2 separate regions of the Homo sapiens genome follow, and region 2 is linked to region 1. A link is an interaction called in ENCODE POLR2A ChIA-PET data of the cell type or tissue named here. Cell type or tissue: IMR-90. All regions are shown on one strand.

Region 1 (4,000 bases):
TTTACATCTTTACCAAAAGGTATAAAACACATTTTTAAAAAAACATTTGAATAAATCCACTTATGTTGTGGATTCTTTTTTTTTTTTTTGAGACGGAGTCTTGATCTGTCGCCCAGGCTGGAGTGCAGTGGCGCAATCTCGGCTCACTGGAAGCTCCGCCTCCCAGGTTCAGGCCATTCTCCTGCCTCAGCCTCCCAAGTAGCTGGGACTACAGGTGCCTGCAACCACGCCCGGCTAATTTTTTGTATTTTCAGTAGAGACAGGGTTTCACTGTGTTAGCTAGGACAGTCTCGATCTCCTGACCTCGTGATCCGCCCACCTCGGCCTCCCAAAGTGCTGGGATTATAGGCGTGAGCCACCGCGCCTGGCTGTTGATCTCTTAAAAAGCTGAGAAGTGGCTAGGTGTGGTGGCTCGTGCCTGTAATCCCAGCACTTTGGGAGGCCCAGGCAGGCGGATCACCTGAGGTCAGGAATTTGAGACCAGCTTGGCCAACATGGCGAAACCACGTCTCTACTAAAAATACAAAAATTAGCCAGGCGTGGTGGCGTGTGCCTGTAATCCCAGCTACTCGGGAGGCTGAGACAGGAGAATCACTTGAACCCAGGAGGCGGAGGTTGCAGTGAGCCAAGATCGTGCCACTGTACTCCAGTCTGGGCAACAGAACAAGACTCCGTCTCAAAACAAACAAACAAACAAACAAACAAAACAAAACTGAGAAGCAGAAAGGTGACAGTGATGTGTTAATTACTAAAATCATGTGGCTTTGGGGAAGGACACAGATCCAATGAGAATAAATGGTTATCAGGTGATTGTCAAATAGATCGAAGTAGACTTTTTTTTTGGACAATAATTATTTCATCACCAGATGAATTTCAGGCCAATACAAACATCATTGTCTCAGTTCCTACCTTTCTCTCCCATTTCACCCTGAAATTTAAGGAACTATGAAATGTTTGAAAGTGTGCATGTTCTCGATCTGGCTTTTCTGACTTTTTTTTTTTTGGTAGAGGTGGGATCTCCTCTGTTGCCCAGGCTGATCTCAAACTTATGGCCTCAATCAGCCCTCCCAGAGGTGCTGGAATTACGGACATGAGCCATCGTGCCCAGCTGTGATCTGGCTTTTCTTATTTATGCAATTGCCAAGGCTAGAACAGACCTGGGCCTTATTTGATAAGTTTAGGGTCAAAGTTTGCATCAGATCGTAATTCTACACAGAGTAAAAAGTAGAAAATGTGACAGCTTGTCTCTTCTCTCCCTTAGGCACAGTGTTGAATGTTTATTAGAAGGCTGTTTCCTCACAACATGTTTACATCAAGATGCATGCATGCCTTAGCTTGATGCTTTTGCAATTTTTATGTAGCATCTGTTCCCAAATACAAGAGCGCTAACAAGGCCTTAATACAGATAGCAGTGAGGACAGCAGGGAGTTGCCCCTGTCGGTTTCTGACTTCTCCTGCGGCCCTGAGTTATTATTCATAATGTAAATTCTCTCTCAGTTCCCAGCATGTACATAATTAATGGAAAAGACTATCCAAGGAAGTTCAGCAGCCACAAGTAGGTCACCATTACCAGATGTTTAATTATTGTCATTAGGAAGCTTTTGGAAATACCTGATGAGCTTTCTAAAAGCATAACAATAAGCAAATCCTTTTGGATTTTGATGGATTGGTTCTTTTGTATTGAATGATGATTAAGGTTATTACAGGCACAGCACTCTCGCCTTCTTCCGAACATCTTTATCAAAAGTAATAATTATGCTACCCTCGATATGAAATGCACGTCACTCTCCTTTCATATGTTCTCTGATTTCAACTGTGCCAAGTTTTAATTAATGTACTTCAATAGTACGAAAACTTGAGCATCTATAATTACATCTTTAGTAGCAATATTTAAAACCTTTACTGACAATATATTTATCATAGAACACTTCCTGGAATTAAGGTCAGTTTATGTGGAACTGACATGCATTTCAGATAGGTTTTTTTTTATCTTGAAGGTTAAAAGTAGAATACAATATAGGAGAAGCTAAGAGAAGCCCATTAACATTACAATTTTTGTGGTTTATGGGGGGCAGTGGTGTTAAGTAAGTTTAACAAAGGCAGGGAATTTTAAAAATTACTCTTTACTTTTTTCTTCAACATCAAATTTGTATACCATAAAAAATTTTGACATTTTGCTAGTATGTGAGTGAGCCATTCCCAAGTCATCCTTTTCAAATGTTGTTTGTTTTTGAGTTCACGTTGAAGAACACGATTAAAAAAATTCTTTTGGTTTTTTAATTCAGTTCAGAACTGAATTTAAAAATCAGAAATCTCAGTGTCTCCTGCTCTTTGCTGCTTTCCTTCATGGCATCTGTTGTTACTCTTAGACTTCATTCATTCCCATTTTGTGGCTTGTTTGTGGAATTTAAAGTTCTTAAAAGCCCAATTTCCTGGTCTCCAGTTACTTTTAAGATGGACCCATTGGCTCCCCCTTGTGTCTACTCTTTGTATTGTCATCCTCCAGGCTCTTGGTTAAACAGCTTGTAAGGTAACTTTATTACTGCTCTTGAGGAAGGGACAATGGCTATATTCGTCAGCGTTCTCATCCCCTTATTTACTCTCCTCTGCATTCTGCCCTCTTCTGCGGGGTTGGTAGAGAATAGCTTGGGAAGAGCCATAAAATGGAAGGTCTTGAAAGCCAGACATCAGAGTGGAGTTTTGGAGTATGAATCGTGTGCTGGTAATTTATGCTCCTCCCCATTCTGCACTTTTCTCCAGGGTTGGTTGTGATGTCATGAACTTCTCTCCATCTCACACACACCCACAGTCATGTATGATCAGGAGTAACACAGGCTAGGGCAGTGCTTATTGTGTGTTATACATAAAACACACAAATCAATGTGAACTAATATTCTAGAACAATTTATAGACAAACAGGTGCATTGTGAAAAAAGCTAAATGGGGGCCTTAGAAGAGAAACTCATATATACCTTTATGTTGCATACAATTCGAACTCCACTTTGTAATGATTTGATAGGGTGTTAAGTTTATTTTTCCTTTGAACAAACCTCGTCTTCAAATTGTAACTATAACACAGGTAGGATTGCAGAGCAAGTGTGTTAAGGCACATAAAAGTCACTTGATACTAGATAAAGGGAGTAGCTGTTTCCTTAACAGGTTCAAATTGCAACTATTACTGTAAAAGTTGTTGACGTGCTCAGCAAATGGTGGGTGGAAATGTTGGACTCAGAAAAAGGATTTGTCCTGGGCACGTCCGTTTTCGTAACAAGAATATAAGGTAATTTTTAAGTGCTAATTTAATGGTTCTTACTGTAAGGCAACGGGAGTGTAGATGGGGAAAGCTGGTAACAGGTGTGTGCAGTCACGGAGCGATGGCAATGTCAGAAAAGGTGGGGGTCAAAATTGTTTTGGACATTGATCGGAATTAAGGAAAGCATAGATGTGGAAAGGTGCAGTGTGTGTCCATATCACGGCAGAGTGTCTGCGGGAGAGTGACTTGGGAGGAGCTGTAGGATGGAAGATCTTGAAAGCTCCACATTAGAGGTGAACTTGGAGCATCTTGTGATTGCAGGGCAAATGGGTTGTGGGAAATGGAGAAGTAAGAAGTAGATTGTGATTGGTTTTTGTGTTCAATGTGATATAACTTAGCAATGCAGGAGTTTTTGTGGAACCTGGAACTCTATTTTTGTTTTTCATCTGTTGAACTTGTGCCATTCTGTAGAGAGTTATAGATATTTTTCCATAGAAAGGCAGGCAGTGCAGCTTGGATTCTAGAGCAGAGAGTTTGGATTCTGTTGGCTTGAGTTCGAAGTTCAGCCCTGCTGTTTATTGGCTGTGTGACCTTGGGCAAGTTACTTAACCTTTTAGCACGTCTGTAAAATCATGATAACAATTGTACCGATTGCATGGGATGTTGTGATGGTGAAAACATTGTTATATGATATCACCTTATACATGTTAGCTATTATTCTTGCCATTTTTTTGTATTTGCAAATTC
Region 2 (4,000 bases), 51 kb before region 1:
TTTAAACCCAGCAAGGACCCAAACACCACTCACACCTTGAATTTGGATATTCCTCCTTAATCTTTTTGATCTAGAAAAGTCCCCAGGTTATTTTTTTAATGACATATTTTTAACGTTTTCTCTTGAAAAATTTCTAATGTACACTTTAGTGAAATGCACCACTGATACTTTAGATTCACCAGTTGTTTACATTTGCTACGTTGTTTTTCTATCTCTATAAACATAAAGATACACATTAGTAATAGTATGCATTTTTTTGTCCTGAACCATTTGAGACTAAAGTACAGATATTATAACACTTCTCACCCTTATTACTTAAGCATACATTTCCTCAAAAAATGACTGTTCGTTGTATAACTAGTACAATGATCACATTCAGAAAACTTACCAATGTATCATTCCATTACCTAACTTAATTTGACAAATTTCTTCAGTTGTCCTTTCCTTTTTCATAGTACTTTTTCTTTCCAGATGCAGTATCCACTCCAGGATCATACATTGCACTTAGATATCAGACGAAGTGGACTTTTTTTTTTTTTTCCTTTAAAGATCAGTGCAATTGCGTTGTAAAGACAAGACAAAAAACAAAGAAAAACTCATATTCTGGATTTGTCTGATTGTTTCCTTATGGTATTGTTTACCTTGGTTCTCTATCCCCTGTATTTCCTGTAAAGAAGAAGTGAGGCTATGTTTTGATTAGGTTCAATCAGGAGGATGCTGCTATCAGTAGGAATGAAGAAGGCAGGAAGTTGGTGTTAGAGGGAAGATAAGGAATATAAGCTTTATCTATTTGAAGTAAAATAGGACTCCATAAAAACATTGTCCAGTCATAAGTAATTCCCAAATGGGTATTCTTTTGTTTGTTGCATAAAAATTTCCTGGCAGGCTTTTAAAACAAGCTCCTTGGAGGATTCAGACTGCTCCCAGGGTGAGGTGCAGTGAGAGGTGGATGTTTGAAGTGGGAGTGCTGGGAGGGTTCTGGTCTAAAGATGTGGCGTTAGCAATCCCCTGCACAGAGCCTGGAGTTGAAATAACACTGAGAAAGGACTCTGACAGTGAACACTGAGATTATCTGTATGCTTATAGGAGACAAATATGTGTGTGTGTGTTCATGGTAACCATTTTAAAGATGTAATAGCTAACATCTGTTTGATTTCCGAAGTTTGGATAGAAGCACTAAACCCACGAGTTGTTGGGCTAAAACGTAGTGTATAGAAGAGGCACAAGGTGTTTCAGCTTCCTCTCTGATCTCTTCTCGCCCCTCATTCTGAATCACTGGTTCTCAAACCTCAGTGTGCATCAGAAACACCTGGAGGGCTAGTTTAAATGTATAAATAGGTGGTTGGTCCTTCCTCCAGAGACTTTTTTTTTGGTGGTGTATCCCGCTTGGGATTGGAATTTCCAGTGTATTATCAGGTGATGCTGGCCTGGACTCCCACTTGGAGAACCACCACTTTAAATCATGATGTGATTAGAACATGTAATAGAATTTTTCATGGTGTGGCTTTTCAGACTTGGTTTTAACAGCCAACACTTTTTTTCTTCTTTTCTTTTTTTTTTTTTGAGACAGGGTCTCACTCTGTCACCCAGACTGGAGTGCAGTGGCACGCCACTGCTTACTGCAGCCTTGACCTCCTGGGCTGAAGCGATCATCCCACCTCAGCTTCCCAAGTGGCTCGGACCACAGGTGCGCACTACCACACCTGGCTAATTTTTGTATTTTTAGTATAGATGGGGTTTCACCATGTTGGCCAGGCTGGTCTCAAACTCCTGACCTCAAGTGATCTGACCACCTCAGCCTCCCAAAGTGCTAGGATTACAGGTGTGAGCTACCGAACCCAGCCCTAATTTTTAAAATTTTTTGTGGAGACAGGATCTCACTGTGTTGTCCAGGCTGGTCTCTAACTCCTGGGCTCAAATGATCCTCCTGCCCCACCCTCCCAAAGTGCTGGGATTAGAGGCGTGAGCCACAACACCTGGCCCTTTTTATTAAAATACTTTATGGATCTCGTCTTTTTATTTTAATTAATTAATTTAATTGATTTTTGGGACAAGGTTTCACTTTGTTACCCCAGCTGGAGTGCAGTGGTACAATCGTGGCTCACAGCAGCCTCAACCTTCCAGGCTCAAGTGATCCTCATGCCTCAGCCTCCTGAGTAGCTGGGACTACTGGTACCTGCCACCACGTCCAGCTAAGTTTTTTTGTTTTGTTTTGTTTTCTGTATTTTATAGAGACAGGGTCTTGCCATATTGCCCAGGCTGGTCTAGGCCCTCTGAACTCAAGCAATCTGCCATGGCCTCCCAGAGTGCTGGGATTACAGGTGTGGGCCACCACGCCTGGCCTGGATCTTCTCTTTATGTACTGTATTAACAAATGAAGCTGTTGAGAAGAGGCTGGGAGGAGGGGCTGTGGAAAGAAGACAAGCAACCCTGACGCTTCAGATTGGAAACTGCCAGTGTTAGTCTGAGAAAGGACTTGGGAATAAATCAGCAGACCTGGGCTGGAGTCCTGGCTGCCAGCATTTATGAATTGTGACCTCTTGCCGGCTATTTATGCTCTCTGAGTCTCAGTTCTCTCCTCTGAAAATAGGAATTATAAGCCCTCTTTCCACATGAGATAATGCACATGAATGCATTTTTTAAAATTGTAAAATGCAGTGCAGATCTAACTGGTGGTTACTGCTGTCTCATTCTTGCCTTGGCTGTGTCCTGTGCCAGCGCTGTAGTCTGAGGCCATTCCCTTCATTTCTGTAGAATGGTGGAGGAGTTGAAGGACTTCCATGACTTTGTGTTGGCATGAAAGTCATGTCAGATCTTGGAGGTCATCGATGGGCTGATTTCTCATATTATTGAATAATGTGTGACCCTGTGAGAGATTATGTGCTAGTTCTAATAAGACTAAATGCCAGAAACTTATTTCCTTGAGGTTGGACTTCACCTGGTTTCATGCCTCCATTTTCACTTTTGATTGATGAGATAAATGAAGCTATCCACCTGTCAAGGGAGGCAGCAGGTTTGTGGTTTGCTCTGTCTTGTGTTGTGGTGCTGAGGTTTTGGCATTGGTATTGGGTGTGGTTTGGAGTGGAGAATGGGGGCCGAGCAGTGTACTTAGCATGAGATATTAGTCCCTCCCTTGTGGTGATACAGGTCATTATTTTGTTGTTGAACATCAGCTATGACATCTGACTGTCTGTCTTCTCCCTGTATTGAGAAGGCAACACAAACATTTGTATAATGTTTAGCAGTGTTCCTGTAACAAGATTGAAGATGGGTCCTATGTTTCAGTTTATTGGAAAAGATTGGCTTTTTTTTTTTTTCCTGAGACAGGGTCTGAACTTGTTGCCCAGGCTGGAGTGCAGTGGTATGATCACAGCTTACTGTATTGTCCACCTCCCGGGCTCAAGTGATCCTCCTGCTTTAGCCTCCCCAGTAGCTGGGACTATAGGCACACACCACCATGCCCAGCTAATTAAAAAACCAAAAATAACAACAAGAAAAAACTTATTTGTGAGATGGGGTCCCCCTACATTGGCCAGGCTGGTCTTGAACTCCTGGGCTCAAGCAATCCTCCTGCCTCCACCTCTCAAAAGTGCTGGGATTACAGGCGTGAGCTACTGCACCTGGCCAATCAGCATTTTTAAAAATGAAGCTGATTAAATCAGGAAAAGTCAGAATTGCATGTGTGATATCTATCTTGAAGTGCTAATGATTCATTTTTTTTTTAAGAACAGAACTTCAGAATATATTCTAAAAATGTTTGTTTTTGGCTTAAATAAATTGGAGAGTTACCCAGAGAATCTAGAGAGAAGCATAGTTCCTGCTGATCGTGCTCTTTTGTTGACTTTTTAAAATGAAGTGTTTTAGAAGTCTGAGGGGCATTTTTAAAAACAAAACAAAAAAATGAAATGTTTTCTATTTGTTATATCACTAACTAGGACTTTATTTGTCTTGTTAACTTAACTATCATGTGGCTAATCTGGTTGGTGGATGCTAAACTGTA

The links. Peaks named below come from ENCODE experiments on the same cell type or tissue, not always from the same donor. Only the 100,000 strongest peaks of a DNase experiment are listed, where the experiment ranks them.
Region 2: POLR2A ChIA-PET joins it to region 1 with 9 read pairs; 2 of 35 experiments call an interaction of 5 or more read pairs at or near these places.

What each region holds. Positions count from the first base shown.
Region 1 is chr10:34,654,235-34,658,234 of GRCh38, reverse strand. All of the region lies in intron 2 of PARD3 (par-3 family cell polarity regulator), which reads left to right. Among named protein-coding and RNA genes, the nearest start is that of PARD3, 160 kb to the left of the region's middle. In IMR-90, a CTCF peak has its summit at 2,479 (motif pointing left); DNase peaks (open chromatin) are centred at 2,464 and 2,744.
Region 2 is chr10:34,704,808-34,708,807 of GRCh38, reverse strand. All of the region lies in intron 1 of PARD3 (par-3 family cell polarity regulator), which reads left to right. Among named protein-coding and RNA genes, the nearest start is that of PARD3, 110 kb to the left of the region's middle. In IMR-90, no CTCF peak of the experiment used is centred here; no DNase peak of the experiment used is centred here; H3K27ac peaks cover 160 bases.